Linked DNA regions of Homo sapiens: regions 2, 3, 4, 5, 6 and 7 are each linked to region 1. Evidence: chromatin loops called from intact Hi-C (ENCODE). Cell type or tissue: sigmoid colon. All regions are shown on one strand. Region 1 has its middle 140 kb from the start of HEMK2. Region 2 has its middle 110 kb from the start of LINC01695. Region 3 has its middle 21 kb from the start of LINC00113. Region 4 overlaps LINC01697 (long intergenic non-protein coding RNA 1697). Region 5 overlaps LTN1 (listerin E3 ubiquitin protein ligase 1). Region 6 has its middle 5.0 kb from the start of ADAMTS1. Region 7 has its middle 22 kb from the start of LINC00161.

Region 1 (4,000 bases):
CTCTCAGCCCTCCCTCTTCCACCCTCTCCCTTCCCTTCTCACCCCTGCCAATGGCCTTATTTGTGTTCTTCAAGTATGTTGAAATGCTTCCCTTCTCAAAGTTTTTGCACTAGCTCTTCATATCTTTCTGGAATGTTCTCCATAGATCATCATATAGTTTTTTTTTTTTTTTAGATTGGCCCTACTTTAATAGCAACTCTTCTTGGACCACTCAATGTATGATAGCCTCTCAGTCACTTTCTATCACGTCACCCTATTTTGATTTCCAGTATAGTTATACATTTTATAAGCTACATTTATCACTCATATATTCCCTTAAAAATATTTATTTTCCGTTGCTCATCTCCCTACCTGCACACATGGTCGTGAGCAAAGAACTTGCTTGTCCTACTGATCTCTGCATTCTCAGTGCTCGGTGATATTTGTTGAATGAATGCAGGGCAATGCTATGTCTATGCTTTATGTCATTATCTTCTGACTCACTGCAAAGACAGGAGTCCCCCACGGGCAAGGAACATACTAAGAGTAGTATGTACCTCATGTTGTTATTGAGACATTTCAAAACATGTAAACATATTTACAGTGATGAAGTATACAGAATACTGCCTGCCACAGAAAAAGCTCCAAATAAATATCAGCTGTTGTTACTGTAGGATGTATACATATTTTTATTTATATTCATATAGTTTTGTTATACATATAAAACAAAACGTTTTATCAGTTTTTATTACTTACACATGTCTACATTATATATGGTGTTAGCTATTGTTATTCTGTTATTTGATAGAGTATCCAATAAAATATGTTACAAGATTTTGCTAAATACCATAAACTAAATGCCGACCACTTTTTTCTCACCTGGCTCTATTTCAGGATTCAGCCAGGTTTCTCTGTCTGGGAGTGTTAATGTTTCTTAGCTAAGCAGCTGCAGTATCTGCGGTTACTGAAATCGTCCTGAAGGTGGCAGCGGAGAGCTAAGGTTTGGAAAGTGCTCACATGTTCTTGTATACATGCTGGGATAGGATTTGAAGGGGGTGAGAAAAGTTATTCCATGGGGCTGTTTTTGCATCTTCAAAATTCCTTTCATCATTATTATTGTTGGGAAGGGGTGTGTTATATGTCGGGAAGCTGCTCAAATGCAAATGATATCTGGGAAGTGGCAGCCAGCTATTATTCATGAAACCTCAGGCAACGTGAGAGCATTAGAGCATTCATCCAGATGCAGGAAAGTGGAACTGCTGGTGAGGTGAGATAGAGGGCAGGTAAAGGGAAGAAAAGGGCTTGGTTTTGGATGGGCGTTTTCTTGGTTCCGAGGACTTCTTGATCTGTGGAGAGGGGTACAGGCAGGAGAGGTCAAAGCTGAGCCCTCTAACTGACGGGGCCAGGGCAGGGCCCCTCTCGTCCGGGTCTAAGGCAGTAAACTCCTGGAACAATCTCATACAACATCCATCTGCTTGTTTAAATAACAAGCCGATTCTATCATGTCTATGTGTACAAATCAGACTCTCTGGGGAGTAAGTATGTGAAAGGAGACTGGAAATATCGTTAACGATTTTCAGACATTTTCTCCAACTAAATCTGAAATACTGCATACTGACCACGAGATGACAGTATTGCACCACTAAATGCTTACACCACAAGCTTCCATCTTGTAAGCTCTTAGAGATCTAACACAAAATCACTGTGCTTCCCACTCGCAGCAGTCATTGGAATTATGCTTATAAACAGCAATTTTTCTTTATTTGCACTTTTTCCATAAATGAGGAATACATTTTTTGCCAATAGTGGCTACTGTATGTATACTTCGGTTATTGTCTTGGGAAAATGGGTGTTGAAAAAATTGAATTGTCTGTGACTCTACACATTTTATAATTCAAAATTTGTGAATAAAATTAATCAGCATGTGAGTTAAAGTGCAGTATTCCTTCAGCTAGAACTGCAAGACCAAAAAAACCCCATAAAAGTGTTTGGTTTATAATTTACTGTTTTTAATTTATGGTCTATAGTAAGATTTTCTAAAAGCATGAAACAGAATGGTTCTAACATATGGTTTTATATAGTTTACATATTTATAACCATGTTTATCTAAAATAGCTCTCTGTAATGCATTTATGTGGTTGAAGAGTTTGAAAAGGTGATTATCAAATGAAATAATGTATGTAAAATACCCAGCTCAAGCCTCACACATGGCAGGAATCATAATAAATAGAGGCTCTTGTTTCCTTTATTAAGAAGAAATCATAAATTAGTGGATAAGTGCAAAAATCCTTTGCTACTATGAAACAGGAGAGGCCAAACAGTGAGATATCATAGAGTGAGTTGCCTCTTATGCCTTTCTAGTTGAGTAGTCAGAGAATGAAAAACTACTTAAGGTTCTACCCTTCCACAGACACTGCAGATGAAAGTGTTCGGCAATTAACCATGAATGACTTTCAGGAACAGCAAATCCATGCTTTTCTATTTTACTCAACTTGGATTACATCTGTAGTGCAAATTTAAAAGAACACTTCTGGGGACAGTTTTTCCCAGGATCTATTTATTGTCTCATTTTTTTCTTTTTTTAATTGTTAATTTATTTTATTTTTGTAAAATATTTTAATGTTTATTTTAGGTTCAGGAGTACATGTGCAGGTTTGTTATATAGGTAAACTCATGACTCAGGGGTTTGGTGTACAGAGTATTTAATTACCCAGGTACTAAGCATAGTATCAGATAGTTTTTTCTCTTCTGAACCTCTCCCTCTTCCCAGCCCCCACCCTCAAGTAGGCCTCAGTATCTGCTATTTCCCTCTTTCTGTCCATGAATTCTCATTATTTAGCTCCCACTTATTAGTGAGAACATGTGGCATTTGGTTTTCTGTGTTAGTTTGCTGAGGATAACAGCCTCCAGTTCCATCCACGTTTCTGTAAAGGATGCAATCTTGTTCTTTTTCATGGCTGTATAGTATTCTGTGGTCTATATGTCCCATGGCTATTTTCTTTGATAGTCTCAGAACAATAAAACATTCAGTACCCACAGCAACCCTTGTAGCTACCAGACACATTTGCATGATCCAAGCATAACAGTTAAAGATGAATGGCCTTAATGCCTGGGGTCATCCAACTTTCACCATCTTCTATTTTAGACTTTTTCCTCCTCCTAATAGGCAGAGATGGGATGAATTCCTTAATTAAACAAGATCTCTTGTTTGAACCAGTTTAGACTGCAATCATTCATCAAACTTTTCTTTCCTCCCTCCCTTCCTCTCTTCCATTCTCCCTTCACCTTCTCTCCTTCCTTCACTCTCTTTTTTCTTTTCTGCATCCCAATGACTTGTTACTTACTGTGTTCTGTTAAGTTTAGGTACAAACAATAGAAGCAAGTGCTTTATTTAACTCCTTATTTCCTGTTATGGGCTGAATTCAACCCAGTCAACACCTTAATCTTGGACGTCTAGCCTCCAGAACTGTGAGAAATAAATTTCTGTTGTTGAAGTGACCCTGCCTCTGGTACTTTGTTATAGTAGCTCTAGCAAATGTACACATCCCCTTAGATTCTGTCTCTCTCTTTTTTTTAAAACACGGAACACTTTTAGGAATGTGCATGTCATCCTGGCGCAGAGGCCATGCTAATCTACTCTAAATTGCTGCTGAAGCAAGCACTCCTGTTAGATTTTTCAACCTCCACATTTTCCAAGACTTCTTAAAATACTGGCTTTTCAGACCTTTGGGTCTCATCCCTCCTGTTGCTACACTCCACCACTGCAGCGCATTTGACAATAGTGACTGTGTTTGTGTGAACGTGAGCAGATACTAAATCCCAACATTTTTGAACAGTTTCATTGCACTCCTACCAGGTACAGCGCATTCATTAATTTTAATATTTACTATCACAATGGGAACTAAGAAGTTGTCAGGAAACGGAATAAACTTAAAAATGGTTCATAGGAGAAGAAGACAGAAGACCGTGACCACAGAGAAAATTTTAGCCTAAAGCCTTCTTATACTGTTGTGCTAGAAAA
Region 2 (4,000 bases), 410 kb after region 1:
ATGAGATCAAATTCTTCCTCTCTCAAAGAGCAGTTTTCAATCTATCAAAAGCAGTATTAAGTGATGCTCTCCCCACAAAGTCACCAGATCAGTGTCCCTGCTATTCAAAATCAGCTTCAAGACCAGCTTCCAAATCCTCTTTTAACCAAAGGGTTACTTTGAATTCCCTCTAAACTAGAAATTATTTGTTAGCTAGAAATACCCTCATAATATCTGCGAATGCCTCTACAACTAAGAATTTTGTAGTCACACTAGTGAGAAAGAAAATTAATAGTTCTTCTTTCCATTGAGCTCCAAAATATACTTATTACTCAAAAGCAGTTGCCAGCTCTCTCCAATCATCTTCCCATGCAGTTGGGAAGTTGATAATATTCAAAAGTTCATGCTGGACTGGCTGGTTAGCATTGGAACTTTTGTGTTTTCTTTCTGATGTCTGTAACTAATCCTCCATTTCTTAAATTTCTGGATTATTTTAGAATTACAATCACTTTTTATACATAAGTGTTCAAAAAGCAATTTTAGTTCTTAAATTGTATGTGAAATCAACACAGACAGTTTGGCCAGATAACTAAAAATCACAATGCTGAAAAATTATTCTGATTTTGTGTAATACATCACAGCATTTTCCTTTTATGTTTGTGCTTTAAAATTTTTTTTTCAAGTTGAAATGCCTAAACTTTAGAAAGTTTTGAAGTTTGGCACATGTTGGGTGGAATACTCAGAAACTTGGAGAAATTCACCTTAAGAATCCAAGATTTAAAAACTAATTGCAACATCTCAATGAATTAGTGATATTTCCTTGCCTTCGGTTGCAGAAAAATTATTATCTAGGTGTCCTTTCTTATGAGATTCCTGCCAATTCTAATTCCTGCTCTAAGTATGAGTTGTTTAAGACTAAAACTATTAAGGAGAAATCTTTAATCATGAGCAGCCCTATAATTTATTAAAACTCTTTTAGACAATAATTCTAATAATGCTTTAAGGGACCTATAGCTTGAAGTTCATTGTTTTTCCATGTTTTGTTCATGTAAGTCCCTGCAGAATCCTACAGGTTGAATTTAGAATGTTTCTTTATTGATCACTCCAACTAGCACACTTAATGGAAACTGAAAGAGATACTCACTAGACACAAGATGGCAGTAACATGCCACCTAAATTTTATGATTTACTCATAGGGAATAGAGTTGTGTAATTCAAATCAGAGACTTTTTATGGTAATTTTTATCCTTTTGGGAAGGTGGGGACATAGATGCCTTTGAGAATCTGATTAAAATGATGGTCTCTCTCTTCACTCCAACCACTAAGTATATAAATTTCTGATGAAGCCTTTTCGTAGACTTAAAAAGTTTAGTCCTGTGAAGACTAACGTATATTTTTCTCTTGAAAATAAATCCACAAAGGGAACAGATGATACAAAGAGTTCAGTAATCCAAGTTACAAGAGAAGGACAGACTCAGAAGTTGAGGCTTTTGATGGCATTTCATCTTCTGCCTTTCTAGGGAAGAATGATAAATTGCAAAACTTTAAACAATGTATTGTGTATTCCTAGCACTTTCCGTTATAAGAAAGAGACACATCAATAGGTTAATGATTATTTCCTTATTAGCGGTAGGTCCTTTTCTGTTTAATTTCTAATCTTCTGATTAAAAGTTGTATTTTACCAAAAGTTTGAAAGTTTTCTTCTATTAATTATCTGACTTCAAAAAACCACAAGCAACTTTTCTTACCTCTTAAAAGTTGTATGTTTTTAAACATTGTAAGCTTATTTTGTGTTGTTCTTATTATTGTTTTGAAACAGTATAATATAACCTGTATAGCTGAGTATCAACTAGCATTTCAGTAATTCTGATGTACACATATATCCTAAATTTGAAATATATATATATATATATATATATATATATAAATAAAATTTAAACAGAGTGACATATGGTTGCAATTAAAGTTTTGTTGTTTGGCTTTACAAACCTTAGTAGAAATCCTGAGGAATGAGTCCTAACTCTGGCACAGGTACAGCTTAAGTAACCAGCTTCCATGATCAGTACATGCAAACTTGGAAGAAAATAAACAGGGGGACGGGCACAGCTGATTATCATTCTAGAATTCTGATTCAGAGTTACAGCTTTCAAGTTTGATAAGAAAGTACTGGCGATTTCCCGGAAGCAAGCAGCTATCCTGGTTTTACAGAACACAAGGTGGCAGAATTGCTCCTTTTAAATCACTGATCTTTAACTAACTTAAAATTTAGAAACATTTCTAAACAGCAACACATAGTAAGAGGAATGGTTGAAACACTAAATTCCCACAAACATTAAGGTGATATTATGCATAATGAAACAAAATATATATTGTGAAAAGCTCATTATGCTAGCTTTTTGGAACTCTCATAAAGATAAGTGAAAATATTGATTGACTTCATTAAAAATGTCTTTAGTAAGTTACTAGAGCATCATTTAGTGAATTCTTTCTATAATCTGAGTTACTTTTACATTTTAACAAGTTGCAATAGTGGTTTTAATATTTGAATTTAGAAAGGATACACTCAACAGATATCATTTTAATATATTGTTTCAGGTGAAATTTCAGCCATTGTTTCAGTGAAATATATGTTGACACCAGATTTTCTCATCTAAAAAATTAAATTTTATTTATCACACAAATATGTTAAAACATCATACCGTTATGGAAGAGACAGCAACAAAATATGATGTGAAGATCACATGCCTTCGAAAGGCTAGTATTTAAGAATTATTATAACTATAATAAAATTATTCTAGTAGACATAATGCAAGAATTATTTTATTGAATTTATCTGAAAGTACTAAATCAATTATTAGATATTTATTAGACACTGCCACCTTCAAAATATTTAAACATTTTTATATTGTAGCAGAGATTGTTGGAAGCTTTAGGATTAACAGAACTCCAAAAAATTGGCCAATGATTGAACAACTATAGACAGCCCCCATTTTAATTAATAGTGAGTGTTTATAAAAAGGCAATTAGAGGTATAATGTCTGGAAGTAGAACAATAGACTTAGAGACTATCAGGAGAGTTAAATTTCTGATATCTGAAAAATGCTAATCCTTCCTTAATTTGGGAGTGAAAGGAGGTAGTGTCCTTCAGGACTGGACCATCCATTGGGTGAATGAGAGCCCCTGGACGTACCAGGAATCAGCTTCAGTGGAGGGGATCAATACTCACATACCAATTACTGATTACTGGGGAATCCAGTGGGGCATTTGTTCTTTCTCAGTCAGCAGCTGCTCCCTTGAGCTCCAACCTCTCCAATGGGCAGAGGTAGTGATGCAGGCAGCTCCCAATCTCTTAACTTCATCATCAGGTTACCTAATTTACACAGAGCAGGGATAACAGAGCATGTGTTTCTACCTCCCCCTTGCAGCCTGGTCAATGAGTTTTGGGCCTGTTTTGGCCACCTTACATGAAGAGGGGATTATTTTGGACAATTCCTTTGCTGCTTAACATTATGGCAATTCTACCCCTATCCCAGAGGAAACAGGTGGAGGGGGCTTTGAAGTAGGAAAGAGGACAGCAGCTCCTAGTGTCCCACAGGAGCAAGGGAATTTCAGGTGCCTTGGTGGGTCCTTTATAGACCAGGTGGAGAAAAAGGTCCTTTTACTTGACATTGATCTTTGTTCACAAATACTATCAAATGATCTGGTGTAGGGGCAGTTCCACTCCCCTCTCCCAGCCCCTCATCCTCAGCCACATGACAAATTTGTTCAAATTTGTTAATAATCAGATAGTGTCTTAAAAAAATAAAACTATATGTACTTTGAAAGGTAGATTTAGATTTGCCAATGCACAATTTATATTTAAAAACAAAGTCAGATTATCTGAAGGCTAGATTTAGAGTGGTCAATATATGATAACTGTATATGGACTGTCATATATAGAAAAGTGACAGATGATTTTTTTTCTCTCTTTTGAGACAAGGTCTTGCTCTGTTGCTCAGGCTGGAGTGCAGTGGTGCTATGA
Region 3 (4,000 bases), 1.0 Mb after region 1:
GGTGCAGATGAAGGAGGGTTTACATCTGAATATTCATTTCATTTTTCTCTGTGTCTGTCTACATGACTGGAAATTGGCCACATTTTGAGGGCCTATTTCTTTATATGTAAATTAAAGAATGAGGGCTGAAAAATGTGTATTCCTTTTAATCCTAACATTCATTGAATTGCTTCTTATTTTCAATGCTGTCAATGTCAAAATCCATTTATATCCTACATACCGCTTGATTTTACATAAACTGTTGGTTTAGTCTCTTTTTTTAGCATAATGTGTAGTTTATAAAGATCCTGTGTGTGAACTGTAGTAACAAATAAGATATTTTGTTGATCTCACTAATAAAGGTCCTGGGTATAAGCAGTAGTTATATGGCATTTTAATTTTTTTTTTAAGACAGGTCTCACTCTGGTGGCCCAGGCTGGAGTGCAGTGGTTCGATCTCGGCTCACTGCAGCCTTGACCTCCCAGGCTCAAGTGATCCTCCGACCTCAGCCTCCCGAGTAGTTGGGAACACAGACGTGCACTACTGCACCTAGCTAACTTTTTTTCTACTTTTTGTAGAGACAAGATTTCACCATGTTCCCCAGGCTAGTCTCAAACTCCTGGGCTCAAGTGATTCGCCCACCTTGACCTGCCAAAGTGTGGCATTTCCACAACGACAAGTGCTAAAATTCTCAAGACAATGAAGGAAAAATTTCATGGAGGTTTTCTCATGATTCTAATTCTGGTTTTCTGATGTTCTAACTTCAGATCTTGCTTCTCCAAATTTTTGATATATTATGAACACCCAGGCCTTTCATTAAAGACTTTTAAGAGTCCCAAATCAAATCTTAATGATTAACTGTCTCACCTGACCTCAAGTTTCCTATGGCATATTTTTTTTAAAGTAATAGTAATAGTGGTTGAAGAACTTTGTAACGCAATTTAAGACTCTGGTTTCCATGTCTAAGAAAAAGATAAAATTATATCAAGAATGTTGACATTCATACATACATTTAAAGCCACTGTAAAAGACAGAAGTGATGTCAATGTGGACCAGTTATTGTTTCTTTCGTCCCCTTAGGGTGGTGGTGGTGTTTTTGAGTCCAATTTTGAACCACCTAAATGGAGACCCTGGAAGCATCACATTTTACCAAATGGCCTTATGGCTTCATTATGATGCCAGGATCAGTACTGCCTTTTATAGAGGGAGAAAAGTGCAGTCTTGTTTTAACAAAATAACAGGTAGCATTGGTGACTGTACTTTCCCCAAAGAAAAGGACTGATGACTGTGTCACTGCTTTCTGGCAAAGCAGCTCTTACTCTTGAAGCTCTCTTCGTGTTTCCTCTTTGAATTCCCCTTCTAATTATTCTTTCTCTCAGAATTAGAGACAAAAAAGTGTAGATTCATATTAGAAATAGACTGATACTTTATATATTTCACTTAGTGTTCATGATCCGTTAGACTTTAACATGGATGCTTAAATACAATTTTCTCAGCACCTGGTGAATAAATTTCATCAGATTATTTCCTATTAGAGATCCTCCTTCAAATTTGCCACATCTGTGTTATTTTTTTCCCTTTAGGAAAGAGCAGAAGAATGTGTTGAGAATTAACCCTGTCGTTTCAGTTTGTACATTCCTGTTATACCTCGAGATATTACTTTTTAATTTTAATTTTTATTTCCATGGTTTTGTGGGGTAAGGTGGTTTTTGGTTACATGGATAAGTTATTTAGTGGTGATTTCTGAGATTTTGGTGCACCTGTTACCCAAGCAGTGTACACTGTACCCAATGTGCAGTCTTTTATCCCTCACCCCCCTCCCACTCTTGTTCCCTGAGTCTGCAAAGACCATTACATCATTCTTATGCTTCTCCATCAGTGTCTGTCTCAACATCACGGTGTGCACGTCAAGACAGTACGAAAATGACTTTTTTATTTTATAACTTTTTAATGCTATCTTTCCCGCACTTGATGATGTTGAGACACTGATGGAGATGCCTGGGGCATTACAGGGAAATGTACCTCCAGTAATGCCACGTTTTCTTTTCGAGGTTACTTCTGAACAGCTTTAAAGAGGGCGCTGCCTGCCTCATAGTCTGCAGCCTCGTGGTGACCAGTTGGTCACCAGGGGGCAGGCTTGGATCACAAAAGTGTGTCACCGCTCATTTTTCTTCAAGAGAAAGAAGCGTATTGCTCTCGCTATAAAACTGTGGTGCAATTCATTTTTTACAAACCGGATGGTCGATAAAAATAAGTCATTTTGTATTATAACCATGAACTCAAGATATATCATTCATTTAAAAACTACGTTCTATATTTTTGTAAAATAAAAAAATACATTTTATCAATTCCAATTTTGTTTAATTTTACTCATTAAACATTGATACAGGTGAAGAAAATTTTTTTACAGATAGTTTTTGCCCTCTAATATTAACTGTACAAAGCAAAGTATTGTTGTAACAGTAGAAGAATAAACAGAAACTACTGACTAGCATATGGCAAAATTTGGGATCTCAGATCTTTTAAAAATTATTTTATCATTACAAAAGTAATATCTACTTTATTGTTGAAAACAGAAATTACTGAGCTACAAAAAGGAAAAAAATACTAAGCAGGCTTCATTCCAATATTCGAAGGGAACTATTCTAAGATGTTGGTGCATTTTGTTAAGATGTATTTTAGATCAAGATGCCTCTATTTATCAGTTTGTCTTTCTCAAACTTAGAATCAGGCATTGTGTAACCTGCTTCTACTTTTCACTTAATAGCTTATTGTTGACAAGTTTCCTGTCATTTAATACAATTCTACATTATAACCTGTAGCAGCTTTGCATGATATTGTATCAATGTGCATTATTTACATATTCAATACCTTATTTTAAGCTATTTAAAAAGTTATTTCTAATGTTTTGAGTAGCTCCTTTTAAGTGAAAATGAAACAACTTTTCCAAGACTTATGAAACATAATGCATACAGAGTTAACATTTTTCTTTTTAGACGGAGTCTCGCTCTGTCGCCAGGCTGGAGTTCGATGGCATGATCTCGGCTCACTGCAACCTCTGCCTCCTGGGTTCAAGTGATTCTCCTGCCTCAACCTCCCAAGTAGCTGGGACTGCAGGCACATGCCACCACGCCCAGCTTATTTTTGTATTTTTAGTAGAGACGGGGTTTCCCCATGTTGGCCAGGAAACTCTCCAACTCTTGACCTCTTGATCCACCCGCCTCGGCCTCCCAAAGTGCTGGGATTACAGGTGTAAGCCACCGTGCCTGGCCTAGAGTTAACATTTTTCATATTTAGAACCCTTTTTATACATTAAGGAGAACAATGCAGTTTACCTTCAAAGTAAAGATTAATATTATTTTGGTTACATGGATAAGTTATTTAGTGGTGATTTCTGAGATTTTGGTGCACCTGTTACCCAAGCAGCTGTTATCCAATCTTCAAAGTAAAGATTAATATTAGATAAGGATTCCACACTAATTTAATTTATAGCCTTTTGAAGAAAGATGAATTACAATTTAGAAATCATTTTCACACTTATTTTTGCTATTAATCCTATAACTCTCTTTCTTATGTCATTATGTAAAACCGCATTAAATAATCACTTACCAAAAGAAGTCATTTGAAATATGGTTCCTCACTATGACTAAGAATATAATACATTTATCTTATTCCCATTATTTAAGTCATCCTTATTTAATAGCACTTAGCAATACCTTAGTAGAATGCTTTTCCACATTTTTCACTTGCGTGGGCCAATTAAAACCATAATTCTTAGAATAACTCCTAAACACAAACAATTAAAGCTATTGAGGACTATTCAGGTCTTATAAACTGCAACCCTGCTTTCAAGGTGATGTTTGTGCTGATTTGCATTGTACAAATGATTGTAGAATTAACCAGTGCTTACAATCAGTGTGACATTGGGCAAATTGTTCAAAACATCTTAAACCCCATATTCCTTTTCTATAAAGCAGGATTAGACATATCTATCTTTGCAAAGTTACTGTAAATATTTGAA
Region 4 (4,000 bases), 690 kb after region 1:
ATATATCTGATCCTACCTATTTACAAGAAAAATAAGAAACAAAAAAAGAAGCAGAAATTAAAAGGATAAGGAAGCTAAAAAGGCAGGCAACGAAGAGTTAAACTCTATGATAGTGTTATTATTTATTTCAGATGTAAAGTTATATTACATATTATTTTTAAGTCTATTTGTCCTCCAGCAGCAAATGTACTCCTACTTTTAGGATTATAAATCAAAACTATTTATTGAGAAACTGTCATAAGTCAGGCACTATATTCAAGCTATGATTCTTTTACTATTTGAAATAAGGTTTAACCAGAAGGTTTACATGGAGTTAAAAAGTGACCAAATATTTAAAATGACTCAAACTGAATATGCTTTGTTTAGTTCAGGTCTGTTAAACATCAAGGGTAGACATGCCAGCGTTGCTTGAGTTCAGCACTGAGCTTGGTCAGCTATCTCCTGCTGATAAATAACAAAGAGGCAAAGATGACATTGAAACTAAATGATCCTGAGAAGGTGAAGGTTGAGCCTTCTTGAAGCACATCCATAAACATATGCACACACACACACACACACACACACACACACACACACAGGCCCCAAGTCACTTGGTCACTTCATAGGAAATAACTTCAACTACCAATGTGTATGTTTTGGGAAATAAACATGGAAGAAGATAGGTCAGAGTCAGATTAGTGTCATCATCAAAAAATGCCTGTACTACTTGGCTCTTCTTTAAATACGATACTTGGGTTAGGAACAAAGACTCTGCTGGAAAAGCAGTTTAATTATCACCAACCTTCTCAAAGCAAAGGACAAAACAACTACTGTGGGATTTCAAATCTGTCAGCAATCTCTCTTATACTTCATTCATCACAAGGCCCCTGGATTTAACAAGCACTAGGCCTCACCCACTTCAAAGACCATGGGGAAACCCACTTCAACAAAAGTCTCCTTTGAGCCTATGTGGAGTGATTTTACTTTCTTCTTACTCTTCATCCCAGAAGTTAATTCCAGAGTTGGTTGATACCATAATCTTGAGCAATCGACTGCAAACCTAAACACTTCTTGGCTGACTTTATCCCATTTGAAATGCATGAAGTTACTGTGATTCAAGTTATGCCCTAGGTGTTGATTTTTTATGAGCCTATAATCCCAGAGATGTAACATTTGATTTGTTCACATGGTGTCTATAAGAGTACCTTGCAGTGATAGAAAATTAGAAACAACATTTATTAATAAGTGCCAGGTTTCAAGGACTCCTGATCCATCCCCATGACATAAATCGTGGAATCTGCAGCATGTATATTTGAAATACATTACCATAAAATATTTATAATTACTTTTTAAATTCTCTTGGACTTGTCTTGGTGTCAGAAATATATTTATTTGTTATTAGTTATTTTTCTCTTGGCTCATTTCTCTTTGTGCATTTTCAGAGAATAACACTTGACCTAAACATTTGCATTTTTAATTTATTTATAATAAAAAGAACTGATAATTTGCCAACCGAGACATTATACTGATCTTCACCACAAGAAATAGATGCTATGTGTCTATGTATGTACGTACTGTGATGCAAATGAAGAAAGTAAAATGTGGAGCAATTAGATAGTTTGTCCAAGGTCACACTGAAGGAAAGCCAACACCCAGGAATCTCACTCTGTTGCCTGTTTGCTTAACAATACCTTAAGCTGCCCATCTATCAACTGTAGCTCAGTTCAAATCCATCCTCCTTCGTGATCCCTTCTCTGACCTCTTGGACTCCAAATCCTTTGCGGCATCCCTACGATATTGGCTTGTCATTTATTTAGAACATATCATGTACTATTTTCCATTGTCAGTTATCTAAGCTGACTAAAATTTCTGGTAGGCAGATCCTAAATCTTGGATTATCAAGGACCTACACCCAATATTATCCTAAGACTCAAAGCTAAGCAGTTACTTGATTTTATAACCTCTTTAGAAGAATCAAAACTGGAGTATACAAAAAGTTTTCCTAAATACAGTTTTGAATAATAGGGTCATAGATTTAGTATCATTAATACTTGCATATAAAGAAAGAAAACCAAAGGGTTTATTTACTTTTGAATCTTATAATTATCCAACTCATATCCATCAAAAGTAGGTACTCATTACAGACCAATGTTTCACAAGCCCCAGTGAGCACGGATTGCTTAACACAGAGAGAAATTGTTATTCCCTGATACACAGACTGAGAAACAGAAATGATTAAGAAAGGCCTACCCTCCGGTGGCCAACCTCTTTGGAAGTAAAGGATATCTACATCATGTTTCCTTTGATGTTAGGAATGAGGACTCCAGACTAACACAGATTGTATTTTCCCTGGTACAAATCATAATTTCCTCAAATTTTCCAGTTCCAACCACTAGATGTCATGCAGAGACCATAAAGTAGAACATCTTAGTGGTTTCTGTTGTTTTTTTTCCCCCCACGTCGAGCATTACCAATTTTATGAACTTCAACATTTAAGGTGGTTTGGAAAAATTTTAAGTGACAGGCATTAAAGACACAGGTCAGTGCAATTTATTTCACAGTCTGGGTGCATAGACATTATGGCAAAAATATATAGAATTAAAAGTACTACCTCATTCATTGCAAAGCATTATTTCCGGAATCTGAAAAATTCATGCAAGTGGGTTCCAAAAAAATAAAAAATAAAAAAGATAGAAATTCTAAAGCCTCCCTTCTTTAACAATCACCTACTTTACCCTGGTAGACAAAACTGGAATTCAAGAAAATGGAAAGAAAGCGTGTATAATAGAAAAAAAATCAAAAGTTTTGGATTAAATACTAGCTTGGACATGTGCTAATTGAGTAAACCTGCTGTAATACTTAACTTCTGTAAGTATCTGTTTGCTGGTCTGTGAAATGAGAATACCTGACATGCAATAATTGGGAAGTTTCAATAAAACATTGTGTATATATATATTTTATATTTTATATATATATATATATATATATATATATATATATATATATATATATATATATATATCTCAGGACCTCAGAAGATAATTAAAGAGTTATAGATTCTGGAGTCAGCAAGTTATGAGTGAGAGGTGAAGCGACTGGAAGAGGACTAAGTTGTCCAAAAAGACTGCAGCAGATTAAAAAAAAAAAAAAGCATCTGGCTTTAGGTATAGGAACATTTCAGAAATGGGTAAGCAAAAGATAAGAAAGAATCTACAGATACCTGTTTGGGTGTATAAGTAAAAAGATAATTTCAAAATCATTTCTTTATTGTTTATAATTAGATAAGCCTCCTGTAGTGGGAAATGAGAGTAAGAAGACAGAAAAAAAAATTGACCTCTTGAGAATAAAAATTCTCAAGGTGAAAGGAGATGGGATTCAGACGTGGACAAGGCTGATTGGAAAGATAAAGGATCCCTCTAAGCATACAATTAAAAATACAAACAATAATAAACCAAAATAAGTTTAAGGCAGGCCAACAGAGTTTGAAGAAGTAAACAATATAACATCTCACCCACCACCACACAAAGCTAGTTTTTTAATCGAGAAAACTTATACTATGGGAATCATGGCCTTTATCCTAAGAGCCATACTAGATGTAAAAATCTCTCTAAAGTACATGATACATATTTAAATATACACACATACATACACACATACACATATGCATATATAAGTTTTTGAAAAACAAAATTATGAAAAAGTTTTCTTTTTTATGCATCTTTTGCTTGTATCAATAAATCCTACAGTCAACTTACAATGAAGGCCAGTTTTTCTCAAACGCCGTAATGCTCTGCCTAAATCATTCATTTTAAAAATGATGGGTAAAACTTTACAAATAAAATGAAGTATACTTTATGTTAAATAATTTTGAATTCTCTATATTTAAAAATAATATTGAGATTATTACTCCAGTAAACAAAACTGAAATGCTAAAGATTACATTTAAATAACACATTCTTTATTATTATTATTTTCTTATTTTAAATTTTACTTTAAGTTCTGGGATATGTGTGCAGAACAT
Region 5 (4,000 bases), 200 kb before region 1:
GGTATTTTATAAGATCTAGTGACTATCAGTATGGAATATAGAAGGCTGGGTACATGAGATGGAGGTGTTGAAGGAAAAGACCTAAGAGCAGAAGTTTGGAGAAGGCCTGTACTTGTGGGCTGGGAGAAGGAAGCCACAAGGGAAGAACGATCACAGAAGTGAAAGGAGAGAACCAGGCTAGAGTATCATGGAGAAGAGAGTTAAGTATTTTACTTTTTGAGAATCTCATAAGTTCACCTGAAAGTATAAATGAGTAGAGTAGTTCAATAAAGAAGAAAATTAACTTACATTGTTGTGAATTAATCTGAATGGTACATTTATTTTCCTAAAAAGATTACAATCATGATTTTTTAAACAGGCACATAATTATTTTCTGTGTTTATCCGATTAATAGTATCATTGTGATATTTCTTAATAGTACTAAGTAGATAATATGCAATAAAATAGAAACTAGAATGAAGTGACAAAGTTCGAAGTCTTAATCTTCACTTTGTCTTTTATAAGATGATAAAAGGCCGGGTAGGATTTAGAATCCCTAACAGTTTCCCCTACTAACTGAAAGACGTTGGACTCATCATTTGGCTTCTCTGGGTGTGTGATTTTTTTTCACTTAGAAAATTGAAAGAGACGTTTTCTAAAAATGTCTTTCCTTCAAGTGCTATAATATGTCTTTTTTATTTTACTGTTATGTGAGATTAGGAGTTAAAATTGGCTCAATAGAGGGGAATTTTTAAAACGTTTTTTGGAAAACAGAGAAATTTTTCTAAAATGCTTGAAGTTTACAAGTACTGTCAATTTGTTAAGGAATGAATTATAAAGAAAACTTGTGGTGTTTAATCATTGATTCTTAGGTCACCACCAGCAGCACTGATGTCTCTTCTTAGCATTCAAGAGGACTTACTAGAAAATGTTTTGGGGTGTATTCCTGTTGGACAGATAGTTACTATTAAACCACTGAGTGAAGACTTCTGTTATGTTCTGGGATACCTTCTCACTTGGAAATTAATACTAACTTTCTTCAAAGCTGCATCATCACAGGTAAATAAATATGTGACAACTTTCGATAGTTCTGTCCTAATATGCTTCTGATACTGTTCTAAATACCTTCCTTTCAGTTTAATAAAAGGAAAATCCTTATGTTTTAATCTCATCTTTTAAAATTTATTTTATTTTGTTTATTTGAGACAGGGTCTCACTCTGTTGCCTGTGCTGGAATGCAGTGGCACAATCTCGGCTCACTGCAACCTCTGCCTCCTAGGCTCAACCGATCTTCTCACTAAGTAGCTGGGACTACAGGTGCAAGCCACCATGCCTGGCTAATTTTTATATTTTTGTAGAGATGGGGTTTCACCGTGTTGCCCAGACTGGTCTCAAACTCCTGAGCTCAAGCGATCCACCCACCTTGGCCTCCCAAAATGCTGGGATTACAGGCATGAGCCACTGCGCCCAGCCTAATCTCATTTTATCCAACTAACTTCCATCTGCTTAATAAGTTTACTCCTGTCCCTTATACCTTACCTTCCAAGCAAAAGTAATTACTCTGATAGGTGGCCAGATCAACTTTTTTCTAACTGAATGTAGTCACCAGGTTCTTTTATTTCAGGAAATAATATTTATATAATTTAATTTTGTACTATCATAGTAATGATTTCAAAAGAATTGGATCTTGTGTTTTTTGTTTTTTTTTCGGAGGGAGTCAGTTTGTCACTCTGTTGTGGAGATATAACTTAATACATCATTGGAAATTTACCTTACTTGAAAATCACTGTTTGGAGAGAGATCTGTGAAACATTACCTATGTAATAATTCAAACTGTTACCTAAGTGGTGAAAATATCTGAAATATTTTGTCCAAATTATTCTAGCAGCCACTAGATGTCTCTGTTGTCTCATGTTTAGGAAGTAAGACCTTGTCCAAGAAGAAACTGGAAAGATCTCTCTAGTTTTTCTGTTAGAAGGATCCCCACTTGAAGATAGTTTGAGCCGGGGAAGTGGAGGTTGCAGTGAGCTGAGATCATGCCACTGCACTCAAGCCTGGGCGACAGAGCCAGACCCTGTCTCAAAAAGAACAAGGAAGATCCAAATCTCTGTCAATCTTTGATTGAATTAGCCTAATAAAATATGTGCCTTCTTTTGACAGGTCAATACAAAAAGATTTAGTTTATCATTTAGTGTGATTAAGTATTCATGGCATTCATTTCCAATGTGACTTTTTGGAATTTTTAAATTATAATTTATGTTGTTGCTCATACCCTATACCCTGGTACAAAGATATCAATTTTTGCATCTTTGCATTTGTATATCTGTGGGGAAAAGTCAAATCACAGAAGCAGCATTGATCTAGCTGTTAAATAGATTAGTTTTCTCTTTAGGCCTGTCACTTATTTTTGTGACTTAAGCTAGTTTTATTTGCTGATGATATATTTCAAGAGCTCCTTATTTGGCTTTTACATCAATTTCTTAAAATATTGTTGATCTTTAAAAAATAGCAGCAGATTGAGGCATTTGTGTATAAGAGTTTTGTTCTCATTTTATATTCAGAAATTAGGAAAATGGCCATGTGTCACCTTTTTCATTAAGCTGGGATTGGGTTAGGGTGCAAAATTATACGGCAGCATTTATTATTATTGAGTCTGAAACTTGAACTGAGCTGTGGGCAGATAAACCAGAATAACCCACTAAGTAATACTAATTAGATGAATCCTGAAATAAACAGAATTTTTCTTCGGAAAACTTTAAATGTTCCTAAATCATGGGTTAACTTTTTTCTCAAAAAAACTAGCAAATCAGATTGAACTGGAAAAAGTTGTATATGTACATGTGTATGTTTTTGTGTCTGTTTTATAAAGCTTTACTGAGATATTGCACATACCATAAAATTTACCCACTTAGCATACACAGTTTGGTGTTTTTAGTATATAGTCATCCCTTGATATCTGCTGGGGATTGTTTCCAGGCTCCCTCCCATGACCCCCACCCCAGCGAATACTCAAGTTCCTTATATAAAATGGCATATAGTATCTGCATCTAACCTATGCACATCTTCCTGTATACTACTTAAAATCATCTCTAGATTAGTTATCACTGATACAGTGTAAATGCTATTGAAATAGTTGCTATACTGTATTAAAGTTTTTAGTATTTTTATTGTTGTATTGGTTTTTTTAAATCACTTTTTTTGCCCCTCAAATGTTTTCAATCTGCGATTGGTTGAATTCTCAGATGTGGAACCCATGGAAGTGGAGGGCTGACTGTATTCACAGAGTTGTGCAACTGTTAACCACTATATAATTTTAGAACCTTTTCAACATCCCATTGTAATTGATAGCAATCACTTCCCATTTCCTCTCAAACCCCGCAGCTCCTGACAGCCATTAAACTGTGTTCTGTCTCTATGCATCTGCCTGTTCTGGACATTTCACATATCTGGTCTTTTGTGTCTGGCTTTTATTTTAGTATATTATTTTCAAGATTATCAAATTGAAGCATGTATCATAAGTATTGCATTTATTTTTGTGGCTGAATAATACTCCATTTTGTAGATCTATCACATTTTGTTTATCTATCTGTTTATCCATTAATGGGCATTTAGGTTGTTTCCTTTTTTTTGGCTATTGAAAATAAAGCTGCTGTGAACATTCGTGTACGAGCTTTTGTGTTGAAATATGTTTTCACTTGTGTTGTATACCTTGGAGTGGGATTGCTGGGTCGTATATGTGTGTTTTTAAAAGTCCATTGATATTGGTGATTAATTTTTTAAAAATCTCTAACTTTTTGTTTTGAAAAATTAAACAATGAAGTTGGAAGAATAATTCAATGGAAAATCACATACTCTTTTAGATAAAAAAGTTACATACATCTTTTAACATATTGCTACATTTGCACATACTTTCTCTGTATTTACTTTTTTTCTGCTGATCTACTTGAAAGTAAGTTGCAGATATTTTGATGCTTTACCAAAAGTATTTAAGCATATATCTCCTAAGATCACGGACATGTTT
Region 6 (4,000 bases), 1.9 Mb after region 1:
TCGTCTGAGCCAATTCCTCATAATCTCATTAAATACATATGTTCTATCTCTCTGAAGAATCTTGACTAATACATATGGTCAGTGTTTCTTAACAAAAGTTCCCGAAGAAATTTTAGACTTTAAGAGGCTAGGAATGAGGGGGAAATGGGGCAGAAGATGAGCAGGACAAGTATCCTTCTGAGGCACCTGCCTCTGCTGAGAACTTTACAGTCTGTAGGCCAAAAAAGGGTGTTCTCTTCTAGCAAGGGGGTGACATCTGCCTCTGCAGGGTCTAGGAGAATCTGGGGCTCATCCATCCAAATGTCTGCATTTTATGTATCAGAATCCCATAGTTTTTCTATTAGGACCCTAACTTTAATATAAAACAACTATAAGATTATACATTTTTAGATTTTCAGCATCGTCTGCTCTCTGATTGCAGGAGATAAAAGTGACTTTTATGGCATGTCTTCAAATTAAGTTAGAAAACGATGTAATCTCTGTATATAATCTCTGTATTTCCAAAATAACCTTCAAAACAGGCACTGGTAAACTTTTTTGAAGGGGCCAGATAACAAATATTTTGGACTGGTGGACATTGCTCTCTTTTGCAATTATTCAACTCTGCTTTGTATTGTGAAAGCAACCATGAAAAATACATAAGCAAATGATTGTGACTTTGTTCCAGTAAAACTTTATTTACAAGAACAGATGGTCAGCCTGAAGGTCATAGCTTGCCAGCCCCTGCTCTGAAGCAACTATCAAAAACCCATCCAATGACATGTTCCTTTCAATTGTTATTTTCCTCATACTGTCTAAGTGCCGCTGCTGCTGCATAAACCTGCTTCTCACCCCATACTACCACCTCATCCCACACAGAGACTCTTTGTCATTGCACTGACACTGCATGCCGGGGGCGGTCCCATTCCATTCACCACCAGCAAACGGGTTCTACTGCCCTCTGATCAGTGAGCAGTCCCATCTAGAAGATCTCCTGATGCTCTTTGTTTTCAACTCAGTTTAGCCCAGAAAGCACAACCTGAGAAAAGGGCTTGTGTGCATGCAGTCCCTGTAGAGGTGGGGAGGCAAGGGCAAGTAAGTTTAGGAAACAGGAGGGGGTAACTAGGAAGGAAGAGACAGAGGAGGAAGCAAATACAATGGTGCATTATCCTTCAAGTCAGGATTGTTGTCATCTCCATTTTACATATGAGGAGGCTGAGGCTCAGGGATGATCCATGGCTTCCCTGAAGCCACAAAGTAAGGATGCAGCAGTCAGAATGCCAGAATTCAAATGTGGATTACGTGGCTCTCCACCACTAGCTCCCAGGGTATTAAGTGCAGGGAACAGGAAGACCCCCAGCCTCTATGCTTAGACATTGTGCCACTTTAGAATAGTGTCCAACTCTAATCCTTTCAACAATCTTGTCCAATTATGTATTTAGAGAGATTGTCTAGGCCTTTCCAATCAACATTTCATGAATATACAAGCCTACCATCAACCAATTACGAGTGTGTCCAGTTCTCAGGGTGACCTGAGAGCCACATGGAACAAGAAAGCTTTCCAGCCAGTGTTTCCAGCAGCAAGCATCCTAACCCAGGCCTCGGAATCTGAAGATACAGTGCTCAAATATCAGTGCTTCTGAGCTACTAACCATTGTAATTGCCCAAGTAGATGGCCAATGAATTGCAATAATTCATAATTCAGTTTTTGGTTATTAATAAGATTTATTGTATCTTACACAAAAGAGCATTATAAAATGATAAATATTGTAGGATAGAGGCTGAGATATAACCAAATATTGCTCTTGATCTTTAGCAAAAATCACTTTCAAAGGACAATTGATTTTCAGCCTCTGATTAAATCCCTGCTAGTGGAAGTGTAGGGAGGTGACCAGCTCCTATCTCAATCAGCCAATCAATAATTATAAGCCGGGTGGGGAAAAAAAGCAGTAGTGAAATAGTTTAAAATATCTTATTCCATGGTCTCAAGTGCCGCCTGCTGACTAAAACTGTCCACTTCCAATTCCAGCACTTATTAAACTAGAGATAATATGTTAATATTAATTTGCTTTAATTAATAAAATATTCCTAGAATATGATTTTAAATTCACATGACATTCGGAAGTCACTTATATTTGCAGTATTCAAGAATTACATGAAGTATGTGCTCATTAAGAGCGATTTTAAATTTTATCTTTTGTCACCACCTGGTGGTAGAACATTTTCTCACTTTTCTTTTTTCATTTTAAGCCTTACGTTGTTGCTAAGGAAAATTTCTAAACCAGGGAAACCAGTTAACCAGTATTGATTGTCAAGTATTAATGTATACTAAACATACTGTATGTACTTAATATCTATTGAATAAATGAATGAGTTTTTAATCTGTTTTAGTGGATTGCAAATGTACTTAATCTTTTCATTTGAATGACAAGAAGTTCTCAAATGTAATGAATAAAAGCGGTCCACAGTATTATTTTGTCAGAGGCAGTTTTCTTTCTTTAAAGTTTAATTGGATTTTTGTTTATGGTAATACAAACACATAATTAAAAAGTAGTTGATTTAAAAACGCATTTTATTATGCCCTCAAGAATAAATTCATTTAACATTGTAATATTTTTAAAATATTTTCCATAATACTAGGAGGTAGGAGAATATTTAATTAGAATTTATTAAACATGATTGAGAAGATGTGAAACTTTTGCAAATTCTTAACTTGAACTATTAAGAATAAAAAAGGAAAGGAAAGAAAAAAAAAAAAAAAACACCAAGTCGCACATCATTTGTTGTAGACCATCGCCACCTTGTGTTTGGAGAAAGATGTACTAAAGTCTGAGAATCTTTTAAGGTGGAAATTTTTTATTGCTGGAAAATTCCTATTTATAATTAAAACAAAACTTTACTGGAAACAACATCATTCCAAAGTCTGACAATATAATTACCTCCTACACAATTAGATAGGTTAAAATGTCAAAACAGTTGATTAAAAGTTATGAGTCAGAGTCATTTCTAAGCCCCCAGTTTGACTCTCGCTATGACATCTTGGGAAAACTACTTAACCCTTTTGAGTCTCATTTCTGCATCAGTTACACAAAGGGAGTCGATCTGGCAGATCATACTCCTCTGAGTTCTGTGAGGGCATGATGTGGAGGGAATATCAATTTTGAGTCTAAATGCAAGCTACAATAATTTTTCTGTCTCCAATATTTGCAATACTTCTGGGTATATAACCTGTTTAAACTAGAAGTTTTCTAACTACTTTCTCATTTGTGATCAATTAAAATATCCATTTGTCCAATATTACTTTAGACCATATGTTCCCAAAAGTAGGACTAATACCAAACAGCTTCCCTATTTCTAATTAGTCAATCTTATGGTACTAAAATGTGAATAAAAAGCATTTCCCGGTTATGAAATATGCACATTAGTTGTTTCTCTAGACAATGTTTACATTAAAACAATTCTAATAGCTCATGTATATTACCAGATTTCCTCATTTCATGGCTACTTGTTGAATACTTACTTTGGTATAGACGTCGTGAAAATTGTGAATAGAATATTGTGTCTATAACATATGAATCTGTGAAACAAATAAGAACACATAAGGTGTAAATAGAAATTGACACCTTGATGCTTATCTCTCACTTTAAAATGCAGACAACTTGTTCTTTTTTTCAGACAGTCCCTCTGTTCATAGAGGACAATAATGTGTTTAATAGGTCAAACTGTTAATTGTTCCAATAATTTTATGTCAAATGTTTTGAGTTTTGTTCTGTTATCTCTAGAAATAAAAATTAGCTTACATATGTAAATTAGAACATGTTGAGATTAATGTTTATATAAGCCCATATGTATTCTATAAAAATAAAACCCAAAATATGGGGAGTAGGGATTAGGATAGCATGTGTTATTTTGGGTGCCCATTCAAATCAAGGAGCAAAAATTGGATTATGAAACTCACTACAAGAACCCCATATTACATGTCACTTTTACTAGTGCCTTGTACAAATTTACTCCTGTGGTC
Region 7 (4,000 bases), 230 kb after region 1:
TATGTGTATACCGCGTGTTGTTTATTCATTCGTCTGTTGATAGATACTTGGGTTTCTAACTGGCTATTGTGAATAATACTGCTACAAACATTGGTCTGTTTGAGCCTCTGTTTTAATTCTTTGGGGTCTATGTCTAGTCATGGAATTGCTGGATCATGTGGTAATTCTATGTGGAGACTCTGAACTGTTTTCTATGGTGGCTGCAGCATGTTACATTCTCACCAACGATCCACAAGGATTACAATTTCACCACACCCTTACCATGAAAGTGTTTAAAGAAAACGTTTATTTGATCCATTCTTGCTTGAGATTTGTTTTTGCAAGTGTTCACTGAAAAGAAAAGGATCAGTAGATCTGGCTAAGTCCAATGACTCATTTCCCTATTGGATGGCAGGCTGGCAGAGCATCCCCTTCTTTGTTTTCTATGCTCTGGCTGCTTACTGTGCACCCTCAGCTGCGTCTCTGTTTCCCTGTGGTCTTGATTACCCAGGAAAGTTAGCTCTAAGGAGCAGATCCATATCTTCTAATAATTTGGAGGTTTCTAAGTGGGTTCTTGATCAGCTCCAGGCTCTATCCTCTCAAATTCAAAGTCTAGAAATTTGTTCTCCATAGCTAGCTTTGAAATCACGGCTGAGCCATTCAACCCTCATGGATTTCAGTCTTCTCAGTCATAAAATGATCTCAAAGTTTACTTCCTCTCAGGTGGAGCCTGCTACATAATTTGTGGGGGAAAATGCAAAATTAACACGCAGTGCCCTTTCTTCAAAAAGCAAATAAAGGAAGTGTGGTTAAAGGAACTTTGGGAGCTCATTATAAAGGCAAATGCTCATGTTTCCCTGCAGCCCTGCCTTCCCAAGGGGGTTTGACAGAATAGGTTTGGGGTGAGGCCAAGGGATTTGTATATTTAATAAGAATTCCAGGTGATTCTGATTCGAATGGTTGGCATAACAGTGGATTCACACTTAATTCAGCATAGGGTTTTGGAATTTATATTTTAGCAAAACTGGACCAAAACCTTAATATAAAGCCTTTTCATGTAAAAATATTTTATTTATAACATGCAATAAGGGCAATAGTAATAAATGAGTAAACATAAACTTATAAATGCAAACAGTAATATTTTTGGTGACAACAGAATATGTTATAAAACTTTATTGGTGGGATATAATGATTCATTGCATAATTTTTCTGGCTTGCTTATCTGGGAATTTATTTATTGGTACAACACAATTTATACTTTTAATGAATTTATTTTCTGATAAATTATTTCAAAATATAAATTTTAGTACATCTAGAGCTAAAGAATCTCGGGGAACGGTTTTTTCAAAAAGATTTAACTTTTCATACAAATCAGTTTTGTAGAAATATGAATTAAATGCACATTTATATAGTGGCATTTAATGTTTCCTCTGACATTTCTGTATTTTAGGGAGGTCATACAAGAAACTGAAAGTGGTTCATGATTTGTTTAGAATTGGATATATTTGTTTATACATTCTATCACTTTATCTTCAGTTACAAGTTAAATTAGATTTAAAATTTTCATTCTCACTAATAATTTATCTGAAGTATCACATGAAAAGAATGCTCTTTTCCATCAATTGCAACAATTTTTAGTTTCTTCTTCTAAGCCTATGGATATTTACTTTGCAATATTCTAGCAGATTTTAAACCAGAGATCCGAAACTCTGAAAAATCCTAATAGCTCCCTAATTTATTTTATTGCAGTGTCCATGTGCCTGCTTTTAAAGTGTAATCGCTTACTGATAAAATATACTGCCTGAGCACTGGAAGTTCCTGTCCCTGCTCGTAGGCCAGGGAGTGGGTATTTGCACAGATACTGCAGAAATTGGTTGCAGGATAGCCAGGCCAGCTGGTCTCTCATTCTGAGGGTCCTTTCCCCTTGGGAGATTCTCTTTTCCTGTAGGGCTGCAGCTGTTACTCTCACTACTACTGCTTTTGATACTGCCGCCATTGTCAGTGACAATCTGGGCCAGAGTCTTAGCTAGGCTGCCCCCTTGAGGCTGCAAGGTGCCCAAGACTGCCCCAGGTGTGTGCAGTGGTTGACCAGGCCAAATGCTCCCTGCTGCTGACTGCTAGCAGTAACAGGGCCTGAGTCCCTGCGTGCCCTGGCTGCTTTCCAGGGTATGTCCCCTGCTCACGTACATGTTTCATTGTCCCTGTGGACTAAATGTATGAAACACAGGCTCAAAGGTGAGATTCTTAAAATGTCAAGATGACTACAGCAAAGCATTAGACCAAGAGCCTGGCCCTTTCTGTAGTTGCCCTGTGCAACTACCCAAGTGTAACACCCAGGAAATTGGCCATGCTCTTAGGCATAATAGAAATTATGCTTCCAAATTGGATACATACCATTATTGACTCAGATTATATATATATATATATATATGTTTCATAAAGGAGCAGGCTGAGATTGAAGAATCTTGCTTCAATGTTTTCTCTCCTGCCCAAGCTTTTCTTTAGTAGCAGTTCTGACTACCTCCTCTTACCCTCCCCTCCAACTCACTCTTTCTTGTCTTCTCCATCTTAAAAGGATGGAGATTCATGAAGGAGAGAGAGAGAAGATGAAACAAGGCAAGTAAAGAATTGTGTACGCGTGTTCTTTCCTGGTGTTATGTTTCAGCTGATTTCAAACATTTTGTGTTTTCATTATCATTTTGCACTACCAGGAAAGAAGCGAATTTTTACTTATCTGTCTTCATCTGAACTCTATTTAGTTGCAACAAATTAAATATTTTCAGACTTGAATAAAACACAAATAACTGTTATCATCTTATAAATTCAAAAGTTTAGTTTTAACTTCTCGTTTAGTGTGTGATTTCCAGCCAGCTAAATGTTTGATTTTTCTGAGCTTTTGCTTTCTGTTGAAATGATTTATAACCTTAACAATTATTTTAGTGGGTTCTAGTGGCTAAAAAGAAAAAAAAAGAGGTTGAGGAATGAAACAGTGCTGTTTTTATAACAGAGTGACTTTTTTTTGAATACTTCAAGAACTTTGGATTTCACCAGAGTTTCCATTTCTTGTCAGATGTCTGAACACTAATGATTCTCAGCTTTAGGCAAGCCACAACTTAACTATGTTGCCATATTTATTTTAAATGGACTTTTCAGCTATGTATAATTATATGCTAATTTAAGAAATGATACTTGAAATTAATTTCTTTATTTGATTGTATGTATTCCTTTACATTTAATCAACTTTTTAAAATTGTCATTTGCTCCACACTCAAATGTATCAGTCAATTTAATATTCTATTTAATGGGGTTTTAGAACTAATATTTACCTTATTTGTGAAATTTCTTTAAAAAGATTCATCTTGGATGAATTACTTGGATTCATCTTGGATGAATTACTTGGATTCATCTGGATTCATCTGAGGCAAGTAGATAAGTGTACTTACATATTTTGGAATGGGAGTCAGAGAGATTGAAAATAGGTCTGTTGGACCACAGTATCTCATTGATGATGTTTATCTTTATAGTTCCAACTCTGAGCGACAAAACACCTTATCATATTTATTAAATAAAATTTGATGTCCCTTTGATTTAATATTGGGGATGCTTTAAATTTGATACTGAAGGATTTGGCCTAACAGGCAGTTCCAGACTTCCTAGGCAAATGGGCTGGCAAAGTTTTTAGAACATTTTCTGAGACTTAGCATTGTGTTCAGAGCATGCCCAGCGTGTTTCCAGAAAGGCAAAGATACAGAGCTTTGAGGAAATTATCTGGGTAATCATGGCAAAACAACAACAAGAACATTGATATTGAAGAAAAGAAAAGGATAAGGTCTGAGTTAACTAGACTATATGTAATCTAATTAATTAAGTGATACATGTTTCTATTCTTAATAATTATAATAAATTACTTTGATAATCAATTCTTTATGCACATTTTATTTACTCATAGCTGTATATAAAGATCTTAGCATCATGGATCCTATCAGTTTGGCTAAACTGAAATTATACAAAACATCTATTT

What was found. Hi-C counts contacts between places; a loop is a spot of excess contacts. Peaks named below come from ENCODE experiments on the same cell type or tissue, not always from the same donor. Only the 100,000 strongest peaks of a DNase experiment are listed, where the experiment ranks them.
Region 2: a loop joins it to region 1, with 11 times the contacts of the local background. A loop is called at or near these places in 53 of 110 quality-filtered maps.
Region 3: a loop joins it to region 1, with 4 times the contacts of the local background. A loop is called at or near these places in 64 of 110 quality-filtered maps.
Region 4: a loop joins it to region 1, with 6 times the contacts of the local background. A loop is called at or near these places in 30 of 110 quality-filtered maps.
Region 5: it touches region 1 in a loop (8-fold over the local background); 45 of 110 quality-filtered maps call a loop at or near these places.
Region 6: it touches region 1 in a loop (10-fold over the local background); 89 of 110 quality-filtered maps call a loop at or near these places.
Region 7: it touches region 1 in a loop (16-fold over the local background); 81 of 110 quality-filtered maps call a loop at or near these places.

The regions. Positions count from the first base shown.
Region 1 is chr21:28,742,845-28,746,844 of GRCh38, reverse strand. It overlaps a transcript of HEMK2 not described here and the pseudogene LOC124905067. Among named protein-coding and RNA genes, the nearest start is that of HEMK2, 140 kb to the left of the region's middle. RefSeq lists an enhancer at 1,145-1,234 and a silencer at 3,944-4,000. In sigmoid colon, CTCF peaks have their summits at 945 (motif pointing right) and 1,587 (motif pointing right); a DNase peak (open chromatin) is centred at 954; H3K4me3 peaks cover 935 bases; H3K27ac peaks cover 365 bases.
Region 2 is chr21:28,334,644-28,338,643 of GRCh38, reverse strand. No RefSeq gene overlaps it. Among named protein-coding and RNA genes, the nearest start is that of LINC01695, 110 kb to the right of the region's middle. In sigmoid colon, CTCF peaks have their summits at 939, 1,151 (motif pointing right) and 2,177 (motif pointing right); a DNase peak (open chromatin) is centred at 2,123.
Region 3 is chr21:27,699,294-27,703,293 of GRCh38, reverse strand. No RefSeq gene overlaps it. Among named protein-coding and RNA genes, the nearest start is that of LINC00113, 21 kb to the left of the region's middle. In sigmoid colon, CTCF peaks have their summits at 1,870 and 2,070 (motif pointing right); a DNase peak (open chromatin) is centred at 2,093.
Region 4 is chr21:28,050,176-28,054,175 of GRCh38, reverse strand. The region is part of intron 1 of LINC01697 (long intergenic non-protein coding RNA 1697); the gene reads right to left. Among named protein-coding and RNA genes, the nearest start is that of LINC01697, 3.8 kb to the right of the region's middle. In sigmoid colon, a CTCF peak has its summit at 2,375; no DNase peak of the experiment used is centred here.
Region 5 is chr21:28,938,258-28,942,257 of GRCh38, reverse strand. It overlaps LTN1 (listerin E3 ubiquitin protein ligase 1), which reads left to right. Exons shown (of 30, transcript NM_015565.3): 25 at 852-1,038. Among named protein-coding and RNA genes, the nearest start is that of LTN1, 53 kb to the left of the region's middle. In sigmoid colon, a CTCF peak has its summit at 1,875 (motif pointing right); no DNase peak of the experiment used is centred here.
Region 6 is chr21:26,848,406-26,852,405 of GRCh38, reverse strand. No RefSeq gene overlaps it. Among named protein-coding and RNA genes, the nearest start is that of ADAMTS1, 5.0 kb to the right of the region's middle. RefSeq lists an enhancer at 1-65. In sigmoid colon, CTCF peaks have their summits at 1,860, 2,064 and 2,836; no DNase peak of the experiment used is centred here.
Region 7 is chr21:28,515,198-28,519,197 of GRCh38, reverse strand. No RefSeq gene overlaps it. Among named protein-coding and RNA genes, the nearest start is that of LINC00161, 22 kb to the left of the region's middle. In sigmoid colon, a CTCF peak has its summit at 2,030 (motif pointing left); a DNase peak (open chromatin) is centred at 2,067.